Regions from separate parts of the Mus musculus genome. Here region 2 is linked to region 1. The links are chromatin loops, found by intact Hi-C in ENCODE. Cell type or tissue: left cerebral cortex. All regions are shown on one strand.

Evidence for each region. Hi-C counts contacts between places; a loop is a spot of excess contacts. Peaks named below come from ENCODE experiments on the same cell type or tissue, not always from the same donor. Only the 100,000 strongest peaks of a DNase experiment are listed, where the experiment ranks them.
Region 2: it touches region 1 in a loop (12-fold over the local background); 4 of 42 quality-filtered maps call a loop at or near these places.

The regions. Positions count from the first base shown.
Region 1 is chr12:24,924,159-24,932,158 of GRCm38, reverse strand. Mboat2 (membrane bound O-acyltransferase domain containing 2) reads right to left here. Exons shown (of 13, transcript NM_026037.3): 4 at 7,865-7,960. Among named protein-coding and RNA genes, the nearest start is that of Kidins220, 47 kb to the left of the region's middle. In left cerebral cortex, no CTCF peak of the experiment used is centred here; DNase peaks (open chromatin) are centred at 2,912, 3,889 and 5,482; H3K27ac peaks cover 1,815 bases.
Region 2 is chr12:24,868,679-24,876,678 of GRCm38, reverse strand. All of the region lies in intron 1 of Mboat2 (membrane bound O-acyltransferase domain containing 2), which reads right to left. Among named protein-coding and RNA genes, the nearest start is that of Mboat2, 41 kb to the right of the region's middle. In left cerebral cortex, a CTCF peak has its summit at 3,722; DNase peaks (open chromatin) are centred at 3,802, 3,899, 4,223 and 5,605; H3K27ac peaks cover 2,745 bases.

The sequences.
Region 1 (8,000 bases):
TGTGACAACATCACTGTCTCCGTGAAAGACAACTGGGGACGCAGGAAAGAGACTTCCACGACTCTGGTCATTGGAACAGCTTCGGTTAACACAAAGATACTCCTTTCAATGAAGGAAAATTTTAAACTTATTTTTATCTTGCACATATGAGTGTCTGTATGTGTGTATGTGTACCATGTGCATGCAGTGCCTGTAAAGACTAGAAGGGGGTGTCACGAAGTTACAGATGGTTGTGTGCCACCATGTAGATGTTAGGAATTGAACCTGGGTCCTCTGCAAAGCAGCAAGCACTCTTAGACTCTGAGACATCTCCATCCCCTGAACTAAAACATTAAAAAACAAAAGAACAAAGCAACACACACAACCCTCTATATTTTCTGATATAAAAAATGATGAGAACATTTACAATAATAATAACAATAACAATAATAATAGTAATAATAATTATTATTATTATATTATACATTTCTCTACAAAGAATGAGAGCAGAATAGAATAATTTGGTCCCAAATTCTCAACTGTAGTCGACACTACAAGAAAAGGGAGGTTTAAGATAAAGGAATACTTTTAGCACTGTCTTGCTATCTCTCAGAGATGTCTGAACTCCAATGATGCTTGTGTATTAATGCCCAAGTAACTACAAGCACCCACTTGCTACCAGGCCATGTTACCTAACAACAAAGGCAAGCTGTTATGTCCCTGCACTCAAATCCCCTTTATGCAAACAAGTGTTCTTTATCTATAAGATAAAGATGGAGATGAAACAAGCCCCACCTGCCCAACACCAAATGCACTGGGGTGAGAGCTCAGGCCAGTCTGAGTCACCATTGATTTACTTACTCTCCCGCTCAGAAACAGAACACTTAATTAACAGCCACAAAGCACCAAGCTTTGACTTCACCAGAGACACAATGAACCACACATTCTTGCTGCCACAGGACTAGAGAATGATGACCAGGTAGATATACAATCTGCAAGTGCTGCACAAGACAACAGAGAGAGGGATGGGAAACACAGATGAGAGGTAACAGCACCCCAAAGTGACATGTGAATGGAGATTCGGCTGCTCGACGGCCTGGGGTAAGGGCATTCCAGGAGGAAAGGAAGCCAAGGTCACAGCCTGGAGAAGAAAGTGTGACTGGCCTTGGAAGAGCAGCAAGGAGACTAGTGTGAGGAGGGGACAGGGCAGAGGCAGGCTTCTCAGGGCTGTGCCTTCCACCAAGAGATAAGGATGACTGGGTTTCAGTGGGAACTCTTCTCACTCAGTGAAAAGACTGAGCAAAGACCATAAGGTGCAGAAGTGGAGATAAGGGAGCAGGGGAGGTAGACAGAGGAGGTGGGCAGGGAGGTTGACAGGGGAGGTGGACAGGGGAGTGCAGGACCAAAACAAGCCACCTGCAGCGAGTCCCAGGTGTGTTCTAAAGCCAGCGGGGGTTTTGATGACAATTTGGTGTAGCTGAGGCAGGGTTTCAGACCAGATGCTACCAAGGTTCCTGACAAGGGTAAGGGACACCAGAGCAACAGGTGAGAGATCCAGGAGTCTACACTGAGTGTGTTTTATGCAAGATGCTGATTAGACAATGGATTGGAACATGGGGAACAAGCCAGCTGGCTATATGGAGCAAAATTCACAAAATGGGCCAGCAACTTGGCTCAGTGGTTAATCTGCCACCAAGTCTAATGCCCTGAGTTTGGTTCCCAGGTCCCACATGGAGGAGGAGAGAACTGACTCCTGCCATCTGTAATCTGTACTTCTCTAACGTTCATGCACATGTATGCACACACGAACATGTGCACACACACACACAAATTAACAGAACATAATTAAAAATTTCAAACCCATAAATCCTGACTGCCCTCTACCGTGGCAGTGGAAGGGGGAACTCTTTAATATTTCTCAAGGCAGGTACTGACTCTAATGTGGAAAGGATAGTGACAACCATGTGGATTAAATAAAGTAACATCGCCAGTCCCTTACACAGCACCTGAGACACAGCACAGCCCTCCAAAAGCTGAACCTCTCTCACAGTCATGCAGTCACACCGTCACCTACCAAATATGAAGACTGCTTCAGGCACAAGGTGTTGAAGGGGCACAATAACCAAATGGGAAGTGTTGTTTCTGAAGATGCTTCCTGCCAGGACCAAGAGATACACAGGTGTGCACAGACATACACACACTCACACACACACACATACACACACATACACACATGTGCTCGTACACACACACAACACACACACATATACACACAACACACATATACACACACATACACACATGTGCTCATACACACACATATACACACACATACACACATGTGCTCATACAGACACACAACACACATACACACACATACATATACACACATACACACACACAACACACATACACACACATGCTCATACACACACAAAACACACATATACACAACACACACACACAACACACATACACACACATGCTCATACACACATAAAACACACATATACACAACACACACATATACACAACACACACACATGCTCATACACACACACACCACACACACACATACACACACAACACATACACACACACAACACACACATACACACACATGCTCATACACACACACCACACACACATATACACAACACACACACATACACACAACACACACACACACATATACACAACACACACATACACACACACGGTTTTGCTTTCCATAGTTTTTATGGTCTCCAGCCAACCACAGTCTGAACACATAAAATGAAAAATTCTGGAAACACTCCCCTGTTTTACATTTTATGCTTCTGTGAGTAGCACCTTGTGGATTCCATTCTGTTCCACTGTGGTCACAAATCACTATTTCTCCGGCCCACCCTGCTGAGTATGCTGTTACCCATCAGCCCTGTAGAAGCCGTCTCAGCCATCAGAGCAACTGTCGCAGTACCCGAGTGCCCGGGCCTGGGTAGCACTTAACAAGAGCCCTGAAGTGGAAACACAGTGGCTCGGCCATGCCAAAGGGAAGCAGCTTCTTTCTGTGAATGTGCAGGCTTACTGTGGCTATGTGTACACAGAAAAACAGTACAAACAGGATTAATTGCCATGATACGTGGAGTCCCCTGTGGTTTAAACCAGCTCCCATGGATAAAGGGGAGTTATCGCAGCTACCTTAATGAGTGATATTTGAATAAATGTCTAGATGACAGAGACTTCAGAGAGCCGAGAGAGAAGACCCCAATCATTTCCTCTGGGGTTTGAACAAGCAGATGCTCCAAGTCTGAACAAGGGTGCTCCAAACAGGAGGGTAAAGGAAGAAGGCACAGGAGAACAAGGTGCAGAGAGAAGAAGGTGCAGAGGAGAGTGGCCTGGATGCTGGCTGGAGCAATTCAGGCAGGGTCTGCAGACCGGAGTGAAGGAGGTGATCCTGATACGTTCTACCATGCTGCCCCCAGAATCCACTCAGCTCAGGCGGGGCAGGGAGCAGCCAACAGAGTCCCCGCGGCTCTAGTTTGTTTACTCCTGTGGTGACAAATGCAGGAGCAGCAAGACAGGATGCTTCCTGTAGTCCAATGTAGGTCAAGGGCTGGGAGACACTCCCCCAGGAAGACCCCCCCAGAGCTGGAGGTGCAAAGTCCCCCGTGGCTGATTATTCCACATCACCCTATTTACACACAGTTACTGGGCACCGTGTGAGGAGGATTATAAAGAACAGCTAGCGGCCTTCATGACTCATTCCACAGAACACAAAAACATGTCTAAAATTAGACTCTGGACTCCAATAAGGCTTCTCAAGATGGGGAGGCAAAAATGGCAATCACACCTGCAGCGTTTAGGCCACGTCTGTCCCTGCCTCTGCTCGAAAAGAACAGGCTTCCACAAAAGCCCTACCAAACGCATTGGGCATGCTCAGTCAGCCTTAGCCAGGGGACACAGGAGACCAGCTGGCAGGCCAACACCCACTCAGCAGCTGATATTATATGCCTCGCTGTAAGACACAGCCTTCGATTTGAATGGGAATTATTCCACACGCACCCCCTTGTGTGTCTGTTTTGCGGTGGACACATTGAGCGATCCTTTTAGCAACACAGATCTGATTCCAGCGAGAACACGGTTCTTGCCTCCTGCAATTTATTCATTCACAAGAGGCAAGGGCTTTCTTTCCTCTTCACGTCACAAATGCCCAATATAGTTATTTAAAGAAATAAGCCAGGATGTCCCCACTGAGTTATGATCCCACAACTGCTCTTCTGCATATTTTCTGTATTTACTTATTGGGATGGAGGGCATGCAGATCGGCTTAGAGGCAGCGCATCGGAGCTGCATCTCATTCTCCCATGTGGGCCCTGAGAATCAAACCCAGGCCATCAGCCTTGGCAGCAAGCACCTTTACCCACTGAGCCATCTCATTGGCCTTGCTGCGCTCTTCTTATTTCTAGTATCTATCCCGATTGCCTAAGCGGTCTCCTTGCTGTCTGAGGAGGGTGATCACTGCTCTCAAGCATTTATTCTTTTGGTTGTACTTCATTGTGAGTTGGCTTTTTAGGGTCTTACTGTACCCTAGCTGGCCTAGAACTTGCTATGTAGACCATGCTGGTCTCAAACCTATGACCACCCTCCTGCCTCTGTGTCCCATGGGGATTGTCATTGGGATTATAAACTTAGTCTACACTCAGCATCTCTAGGCAAATGACTGCATTAAGGTACCAGTATAACTTGAGAAGAATTAGTAGGTTTGGCTATCTTGGACAAGCATAGTAAGAAATGCCTTTAAGACACATAAAAATAGCTTAGTCAGGAGTCCAACTACCCAAGGATGTATCTGATAACCCAAACCCAGTGACATCACTCACTCAAGGTAACCAGATGCAGGCCCATGATGTCCACTGGACAGTATACAAGCAGAGACCAAGAGCAACGCTCTGCACACGTGTAGAGACCCCACCTTGATCTGCCCTGTGGCTAGAGTCTCACCTAGGCTCCTGACTTAAATCAGAGCCTTCTGTCAGATACTGGACCTGACCTTCAGCTGAGATGTGAGCAGACCTGGGGAGACAGGCTTAGGATCATAGTTGTGAACTTTGTGTGATGACCCTCAGCACAATAAGATAAAACTTTTGTTACCAACTCTGCATATCCACTTTCTTACTGGTAACACTGTATTTATACAGGCAGGCTGTTTCTCAAGTTCAGATCTCTAAGTGAGATTTTACAGCTATCTTCAAGGCCCAGTCCATTTCATCTCAGACACATTCCTGGGCATTTCACAGCTGCTTTTGAAAGAGGCTCTTCTTTTTTTCCTATTACATCTTTAAGTTATTTCCAACAGAGATACTAATCATTTCCTACTTTTCTTGCATCGCGTTTCTAAAGCTGAGGCGAGACCTCACGACTTCAGTGGCTTTCTAACTTTTCTGCAACTAGAAACTTCTAATAATAGGACAGTCTTTTATCAGAAGAAATCCTGAACCTAACATTATACAAGGATCTGTACATATACACACACACTCACCCACTCTCTCTCGCCTCCCTCCACTCTCCCACTCCATCTTCATCCCACTCCATCATCCCTCTTCTAGTCTCATTCAAGAGATGAAAACGTAATTCCTCAGCAAGAGCCCAGGCCTCCCTTTCTTGTGCTTCCTCCAGACACTCACACTTTGAAGAGCAATGACACTTGTCCTAATCTACAGGATGGCCCTTCTTCTACCCCCTGCTGTCCCCTCCCCTTGTCCCTTACCAGGGAGCACTGGCCTATAGGCTGCTCTTTTCTAGGAGGTCCACTTTAAAAAGAGGAGAAGGAGAGGGCAAAATGGGGGAAAGGGTCGTGGGAAGGGGGTTACTAGGAAGGGGGCAGTGAGCAGGACGTAAAGTGAAAAGTGAACAGGTTAAAGAAAAAAAAAAGAACAAGTTCTTTGGCTGCGAGCTGCCTGGGGAAGCTTGCTTCACTTAGCTCAATTCTGTATCCAATCTCTATTAGTTTACTAATCATGGTCAAATGCTTCCTCCAGTGGTTAAAAATGATTCTCTTAACTGGGATTATTATAAACAGGTGGTCTACCTTAAAAATGCTACACCGTTTTTTTTCCTATAGACATTTAAAATTATACAGAAATATTTATCAATTTCAACAAAATACTGCTGAAGTCACATCATAAATAACTTTGAAAAAATCATTACCCTCCCCCTCCCCCTCCCCCCTCTCTGATCTGGCCCATTACTCCCCCCCATCCTCCTTCCTCACAGCCTGGGAAGCAGAGGCTCCCTCCCCGATGGACTGTAATGTGAGAATAAACCTTTATGTTAATCCACCGTGAAGGCAGTTGTTTTGACAACAGCCTATGAGTGCTACATAGCCTAGAAAGATGTTATGTAAAGGGAGTAGAAAGTAGCAAGGGTTTGGAGTAGCAGATAAGGGAGGTGAAACAGTAACAACTGTGAGGGTCCTGTGAGGTCCGAGTCCCAAGGACGTCTACTAATACTGACCCAGAAGGGTCTAAAACCCAATCAGTTTGGTTAGGTTAAAGTACTAGAGTTAAAAAGAGAGAGAAAGGAACTCTCTTTATATGGAGTGAATAGGGACACCCAGACTGGAGGATTCAGGGTTCTCACTGCTTGACATGCCTGGGACCTGCAGACAGAACCTGGGTGCTGGGATCCATAGCTCTGGGTGAATATTTACTGTCTGGCATGGCCAGCTTTCAGCGGCTATTCTTAGCATGGGTCCGCTTTCTAGAGACTCTGATCGGTTGGTTCATAGCTGGTTCCCAACCTCACCCCACCATGGTGACAACATGGGAGCTGGGCCACTCCCTCTGATTCACAGCGAGCCCACTATGTGCTGATTCACAGCGAGCCCACTATGTGCTGATGCTGTAGGAACATCTGTGTTTAGAGATGAGCTGCTGCTCTGGTCCTCATCCCTGCACTCTACTTCTGCCCAGTGTTTCTCTATCTTTCCTTTTTCTTCCTTTCTTCTTTCACATATGTCATCTGTTTTGGCTTGGTGTTGTTTCTTATTTGGGGACACAACTTGCTTTCATTCGAGCTTATTTTTAAAATCAATATAATAAAATCTACCTTACATAGAGTAAGGAAGGAAGGAATAAGGGAGGAAAAGACACTCTATCCTTTAAAATTCTCCCTTTTACAGGTAATTTTTCTCAAATAACTTGGCCAATTTCTATCACCAGAAATATGATTTCTTTCCTAACTTGCTTATCTTCAAATTGTATGTTTTATGCATTTTGATACTTCCCAGATGGCTCAAGACTGGAAAAGGCAACCCCTCTCCTTCAGGGGAGAAAGCTGCGGGGGTGTGAGGTAAAGTGTGAAGTGTCCTGATGCCCACCTGAACCCCGCACGGCAGGACCCATGTTTCTTTACAAAGACAGGAGCTGGTACTGCACTTATCTCCCAGTGCTCCTTTGCCTTCCTCACAGGATAAGGAGGCTGCTCAGTGCCAAGGGGGAAATGCATTCTCTCTGAAGAAACAAAGGCCAGAAGTGAGTTCCACTACTCCCCGGAGGGAGGGGAGCAGGGAGGGAAGGAGAGAAAGGAAGGAGAGAGGGCTAAATAGAGAGAAAGTACCTGGTGGAGGGGGGTGGCCTTCAATACTTATAAATGCTTGCAAAAATTCCTATTAGATTAAAAAACTTCTTTCAATCCCACAATGCCATGTTAAGAGTCTAACTGCTCTATATTTAGAACGTTTATACAAGGCAATTTAAAGGCTCAGGTTATCTCTGTGACTTATTCAGTATTACAAATGTTTAACAGCTTTCCATTGGACGTACTAAATGAAATTATAGTCTGTATTTTTAACCACTATGTTAGAATAGATAAAAGAGGTCACTGAATCAAGTTTTAATCTTACCCTGAAAAATCAGCAGAATATTGTCCATAATCAAAGATATAGACTCTAGTAATCTGACACACTGAGAGGTATCCCAAAGCAAACACAAAGCAACATCTGCAAAACAAAGATAAGCCGCATTAGTGGGGATGCTCAT
Region 2 (8,000 bases), 55 kb after region 1:
TTCCACAGAGGACAGGGAGGACAGCCCTCACTGCGCACAGCCACAATTTTTGACACACAAGACTGTATTTTTTTTTTTTAAAGAATGTCTAGTACAGAGTCCTCTAACCCTTAAGAATGAGAGCCTGTGCTGGCCAATAAGGGAAAGAGCAGACTGAGGGAAAAAAAAAAGTAAGGGCAAATGGGTACCTGTAGGGTATGGGGGAGCCCGGCTTGGCCACTGTGCATAACATTTAGGCATTTAACTATTAAATACAAAAGACTGGAGATGTTTTAATAAAGAAGGCATTGTAACACACATACACAGACACACACACACCTCTGCCTTAGAAGGCACAGATCAAGATGTGTGTAGAGACCATATATAAGGCTGCTTTACAGTCCCCAAGACCAAAAGAACCTGGTCTTACTAAGACAGTTGGGGTCATGTGGACCAATCAGAGCAACTGATGTCAGGATTGGCTAAGCCGTGAGAGAAGGCAAGAGTCATTGTGGAAGATGACAATGTCAAGACCAATAGGGACAAGCAGCTTGTGGGGAAATGTTGTGCTATATCTTCTACATGTGTGGCCATCCCTTCCCACTCAGCAGACATAAAGCTGCTTTACAGAGATATCAGACATGACCCAAGGCATTTGATGTGGCACCTGGTACAGGGGCACACAACAGTAACACCAGCACTCCTGAGGGAGAAGGACTGGGAGTTGTCTGAGGCCAGCTTGGCTACACAATGAGCTCTTGTCTAAAAAAAGAAAAAGAAAAAGAAAAAGAAAAAGGGAAAGGGAAAGGAAAAGGAAAAGAGAGAGAGAAAGAGAAAGAGAGGAAGAAAGAGAGGGAGAGGGGGAGAGGAGAGAGAGGGGGAGGGAGAGGGAGGAGGGTGGAGGGGGAGAAAGAGAAAGTTGGTGTATATTTGCCTTAGTACAGTCAACTTTTTATATATGCTTTCTTCTAAAAGAAAAGTTCAGAATAAAAGGATTTTATTTTCTTCTTTTACTTTTTAAATATTATTCTCTCTCTTTCTTTGTATATGTAGGTGTGTGCGTGTGTGTGCACTACAATAGGCACTGGAAGTCGAGGGACATTTGGGGAGCTAGCTCTCTTGATGGTGCTTAAATGTATTCTAAAACTATTAAAGCCTAAAGTTGCCATCTATCTTTCTCTGTAAAACAGAATTAGGCCATCTTGGTCTATGTGCTTTGCGGGGTTGGTTTGTCTGTATTTCTACTGCTCTCTTTTCTTTTGCCTTTCCTGCCTCTCTCTGGCCCTTTCTCCATCCTTTCCAATATGACCCCGTGTCCTAGGAGGGGTGAGTGAGGTGGCGCAGCAGGACTCGGCACACACCACATGAGTTAGCACCCAGAACTCGCATGCTGGGAGGAGAAGACTGACACCTGCACACTGTCTTCTGACCTCTGTGCCTTTCTGTATGGGTGCCACCACAGGCACACACACATACCCACAAGCGCACGCATGCATGCACACACACACACACTATCTGCAACTTGCACACTGTTCAGATTCAACCAGCCATAAGTTGAAAATACCTGAATAAAATATATCTGTATTGAGCATGTAGAAACTTTCCCTTGCTATTTCCCAAAAGTCCAGGGAAGCAACTGTTCACACAGCATTGATGGTCTACTAGGTATTTCCGGTCATCTCGGGATGAATTAAATGAATGGAAGAATGTGTACTGAATGGTAGACGCTGTACACTTTATGGAAGGGACTTGAACATCCAGATTCTCCTATCTGGTGGGGTTCTAGAAACCAGCTCTCCCGACACAGAGGAAGCGCTACATCCTGCTCCAGTGACCTGATCATTTGGAAGTGGGAAATGGGAGGAAGTCAGGATGTGGTGGTTTGAATAGGTATGGCCCCCATAGTCTCATGTGTCTGAATGCTTGGCCCTTAGGAAGTGGCACTATTAGGTGGGACCCTGTTGGAATAGATGTGGCCTTGTGGAGGAAGTGTGTCAAGGTAGAGACAGGTTTGAGGCTATGTATATGCCAAGCTACTCTCCATGAGACAGTCCCCTTTTGCTGCCTTCAGATTAAGACGTAGACCTCTTGGCTCCTCCAGCCCAAAGTCTGCCTATACACTGCCATGCTCCCCACCATGATGATAATGGACTGAACCTCCAAAACTGTAAGCGAGCCTCAATTAAATGTTGTCCTTTATAAGAGCTGCCTTGGTCATGGTGTCTGTTCACAGCAATGAAACCCTAACTAAGACACAGGACGATGGGAAGGAAACCTTCTCAGCTAGTTTAGCACTGAGTCACTAACCTCACTCACACAGTTCGAGAAGCCTTTTTTATCTGCTGCACAGAAAAAGACTTACAAAAGCCTTTGCTTGAGACGTACCAAAGAAGTTATCTTTAAAGTGCTTGTCTTCATCAGCATGCAAAGGACAAACTTTGAGGACCTTGTCCCACTTCCAAGTACTAGTGACAACACTGACTAAAGGACATTCAAAGAAAGTATTAATGTCCCAAAATAAAAAGTGATTAGGAATTTTATAAGTTTTTCCAAAGAGAAACCGCAGACGTTATAAAAGAAAAGATTGCCTTTTTTTTTAAATTATATAAGGTCTTAAGACTATTTAACAGGGGAAAGGAGGCGAAGAATAAGTGTGGGAAAATACTGCAACACCACAGAAAAGAAAGTCTCTACACAAGAACACTGGACGGCACAGCAAAGACATTTTATAAATGTCAATGTCCAATGGAACTGAAAACGTCTCTCCATCAGTGAGACACTGTCTCCCAACTCTTATGGAGGGAGGTTGGAAGCAGGAGTGGTAGTACTACTTCAGGGCCAGAACAACCATGGTCAGAGCTGCCTTTTTATCTGCCATGTCCCAGAAATGATGAGGAGCAAAGGTTTCTGTGCCAACCCATGTCCAGCCATGGAGGGATAAGGAAATGATGTTTGATACTGGTCTTAGGGATGGAAGAAACGATGCTCTTTGCACCTCTTAGGAATGGCTTGTTACTGCGCAAACCCTAGCTTATCCTGACTAGATGTAAAAATTAGCACCTACAATGTAAACAAATATACCTTATCTAATCCAAATAATAATTTAGCAATGCTAATTTATAAATAAAATGGATTTCATTTTAATTTATTTTAATATTTATTTCCTATATAAAAACTTGAAGCTCCTATGCAACAAAAACAACACACTAAGTAACAATGGAAAAAAGTATGCATCTCTATAAGGCACATGACAAAGGGTCAGTCTATATTAAAATACACTCCTACCAGCCACCCAGGCAGTGAGACAGGAGGAGAGTCAAGATCGGGGTAGACCGGGCTTCATAGTGAGACTGTCTCAAAAAAAAAAAAAAATGTATACCAAAAACTCTTACAGGATAATAGAAAGAAAAAGTCACACAAAAGAAGAATGTAGCATACAAGTCACAAAAATAAAGCACAAATTGGATATAATTAAATGTTTTTAATGTGGTTAAAAAGACATACGTCATTTGCCTTTTTTTTTTTTTTTGACATGGGAGATGATCAGCAAGCTGCATTATAAGTAAGAAATACAAGTTAGAGAGTAAGAGCCAAGCAGTCTTGCATACGCACGCATTCACTAAACACATGCCTCTACTGACACAAGCCCGCTGTGTAGCACAGGCTAACGTTACTGTCATCCCCATAGAGTCTCTGTATATCTATCTGACTGGGCTTAGTGGCGGTAGCTCAGCCACCAGCAGGGTGAGCACCAGGCGCTCCTACGCCAGAGCCTGTGGTACCAACCATAGGCTCCTCTGACTCCATATGCTGCAGCCTAGAAAAACTAGACAGCAAGGCATTAGATGAAAGAAGGAACAAAGAAAGACTTGAAACGCCCCTGTGTGTGCAAGCTTATGCCCGGAATGGAGTCTCCTGGGCAAACTACTCCTTCCCAACCCTGTCTCCTCCGTTCGTCACAAGACATCCAACCAGTCTAAAAATGTCTGTAGTACTCCCCTGGGTTTTCACACCTTTATGCATTTTCTATACTGTACCACTGGGAATGTCTGACTTTCTAAATGGTAAAAATGCCTAAGCTCCTGCCGTTAGCTACTCCTAACACTTCGTTTCTGGTGAGACACACACTTCACCTTGCTTACTGGCCTGTTGCACACTGTTGTGTTGCGTGACTATGTGGGTGTAGACTCGCAGGTAAACATGTTCCACTGAACTGCAGACACTAAATTGCTCTCCTAAGCAGCTTGGGCCTGCTCAGGCGCCCACTCAGCAGCGAGTGCCACCGTTCCACATGCCTGGCAACATCTGGTACTGCCAGACTTCACATTTTTGCCGAGTTAGAGAACAGGAGATTTTTATCTCACTACTTTTTTTTTAAATGCCATATTTTTAATAGATCTGTTGGGCATTAAACTTATACTTGATATCCTTTTCATATTTTTCTAGTAGGTTTAATTTTCCTTGTGACTAAGAAGTCTTTATTTGAATCCACTGTTTTACAGACAGCATCTGTCAGTCTGTGGCTGGCCTTTTATCTGTATCTCTGGTTCTTCTATAATAGTGGTTTCCTCCACGGCATTTGTGCACCTTGGCTTTGGGCAGTAGCTGCACTGCCTGAATATGTGATGTGTACCTGTGCATGCGTTGGTTTCTTTTTTAAGAGAAAAACCAGAAAATAGCTGATGAATCAAAAAATAAGTTGCAGAATGAGAGAAACCACTGGGCATTAATATGTTGTTTCCTACGTTAACCGCCTTGACCTCCCAGAGCCAGCAGGCCGATTCTAAGGAGAATATCTTACTGCATTCACATCTGAGTTTTCCTGAGTGACATGCCCACTCTAAAATGCCAGCAAACATGACAGATTCATAACCTTCCTCATTTCCTCATAGGCTGTCGTCACATCCTGTTTGGACAACAGACTGCATTTGCTCTTTCCGAGCTTTAAACTTTATTTTACTAGGTCAGGTGGAGGGGTCCCCAGGTGTTCCCGATGGATAACAAACAAGGCACTCAGCACAGCGGTTTCTAACCTGCCTACACTTTCATAGCCAAGAGCCACGTGTGGCCACAAGTGCTTGTCTGTGGCCACTCTTTGAATTGAGATGGGCCTTAAGTGCAAATATGCACCAACTTCAAAGGTTTAGTGTGAGCAATTTCTCTAATGCAAGTATCTAGTTAGTTTTATAACCAGGAAAAGTGCCGTATGCCTGCAGTTCCAGCACTTAGGAGACTGGGGCAGAAAGATTTCTTGAATCCAGGGAGTTCAACGGTAGCTTGGGTAACGTGATGAGATCCTGTTCCAACAGAACACTAATAACTGTATACAGAACACACTGAAATAATGCTTGGAACATGCTTGTTACAAAGGAGATCACTAATGCCAACTGACTTCAATAGGCTGCCCTGTTCTAATGCTACTCTGCAATAGTAGGTGTTGTATAATACACGTTCTCGGTCCCTCCACATGAACAGTATTTGTGAGTCTCTGAGCTGAGGAGGAGAATGAAAGGAGTGAGGCAGACAGCTAAGGGTCAAAGGTTAAGGGTGCTCCGCAGGCTCCAATGACAGAGCGTCTTCAGCTTCAGGGATGCTGTGCTCAGCTCCATCTGGTAGACAGTGCACAACCACCCACTGGAAAGTTAAAGAAACTCTTGGCTACCACTGTGCTAGAAATGAGACTGAATTTTTTTTTTATGGCTTCTCTGGGTAAAACTCACAGGCAGCTAACTATAAAACAAATGTCCTTTCTAGCCAACACAACCTGCTGCAGATCAACCTCAAATACAAACAGAAATGACGGGGCCCAGATATAAAGAATCATGTTTTAAATCTTTATGAGTGGATACTAGCTAAGCCCTAAATAAGACCTTATTACACACCCATTGTATAAGCCAGTCCTTAATGCTGGTAGTATTAAGTATAGACTTCAGTGTCTGAGTAATGGGATTTCTTACACAAGGCCAACATCAACTTAAGAAAACTATTTGGCATTTTCTTATAGACTTGAAGACAGTCCACATGCAGCCAACCACTCCACTACTTATAAGGAGAACATGAGCACTGATTGAAATATAGACAACATGTTCAAACACGATATTGTTCATAATGGCCACATCCAAAAAGAATTAAAAATAAATAAATAAACAAGAAAACCTTCTATGGCAAAATGAACAAGCATACTGTGATATATTCATCCAATGAAACACTTGACAGAACAATGGAAGTAACAGAATAGTCCCTTAAAGAGGCAGGGACAGGACCATGCACTGAAATCAACATATTCTGCTGGGCGAGAGCAGCCACACAGCTCTTGAGCCCACTCAGAACACATACATATATAAACATATAACCATAGCTCACTAAAGATTCCAAAATGCAAGCAATAATCCACATTGGCTGAGGACATCCATGTAAGTGATACCAGTGTAGCAAATATGAAAGTGACTGTCACTGAGGTTACCTAAGTGCTTATCTATGATAGGAGGGAACAGGTTACAAACAGGAGACATTAGATACTGGTCATATTTTTTAATTTATGTATTAGTAATGGTTATACTAGGTGATATAGTAAATAGACATAAAAAGTATATAACAGCTGCCACAAGACAGAGGGTCACATGACAGCCCAAAGCTGCTCTGCCTTGCTGTGATTTAAAGAGCCTGGCTCCCGCTGCTCTGTGGCCCCATCATCCCTGGAGCATCCAGGTATCTGGAGGGAGCCATCAAAGCATGAGACAATCACTGGAGATGGACCACAGTTCCCTGTAGCTGATATTTACAGACCAGGCTAAACCTCCACCAAGGCAGGCTGGGGAAATGTGTGTGCAGGCTACAGTCTAAGACAAGAAAAACCAGAGTTGGTAAACAGCCAGCCTGCCTCTGGCACTCAAGTCTTTGCTATAGGGGATTATATTTATGACTGACTGGATGAATGAATGGATAAATGAATGAATGAAAGGAAGACAGACAGACAGAAAGAAAAGTAAAAGAAAAACCTATACCTGTTATATCTAAGTGGCTTTGAGTCCTAAGAAATAAACTCAAAAAATGTTGTTTTGTATGTGTAATTAAGCCACCAAGACAAGTCATGGAATGGAGAGTTAGCTAGTTAGCTACATTAGGCACACACACACACACACACACACCTTAAGTTTACTGTGCATGCTGAACATATAAAATCTTGGAACCAGAAGTGCTGTGAAAGACCGTGCTGTTGTCCCCAAGCATGCGTGTTTACCCTGGGAGGGTGGGGGTGTCACCCTCCCTCCAGCTCCCACAGGCAGGAAGCTTGTTATTTCCCTTCATCAGCCAACCTGTTCTGCTGCGGCAAACATTTTCAAGTTCATCTTGGTGGACTTAGGGGCAGCTGTGCTGCCTATGGCCTCTTCATATCGAATCTCCATCTTCTCCCGCAGCTCCTGCCCTTCTGCACAGACACAGCCTCATGTCCTGCAGTCTTTCAAACCACCTTTTGCAAATACTCTCTCTGTACCTGTGCTTCTCCCGGAACCCCCCTGCGGCTTACAGGCAAGCGTCTAGAGAACATGGCTGTGTGGACATCATTGTCATTTCTCTAACCCACAAACAAGAGCTATGTGAGGCCACAACACAGTCACAATGAAGGGTTTCGCTGCCAGGACCCGGGTGCTCTTGCGTGACAGATTCTCAGATTTTCTCAGTCTCCTTCAGAGACCTGCCACACAGCTTCATCTTCCTGGCCAAGACAAGGCTCCTCTTGGTGGCCCCACAACCCAGAGGCACAAATGTGGACATGAGTAAACTCCATGTGGGTACTGAGGAAACAAAGGCTTCTTTTTTTTGAGGATGTGGCAACTGTGGTCTTCTGAAAAGGTAACATATTGAGCCTCAGCATATTTCCCAAAGGGGAATTTCTGAGAAACCTGAAAACCACAAGATCTTTTTCCACCCTAGGCCAGACCAGTTATCAAATGCCACCACGGGAATACCATTTCCAAACTCCCTGGCCTGGTCACATGTCTGTAAATACTTGCCTGCTA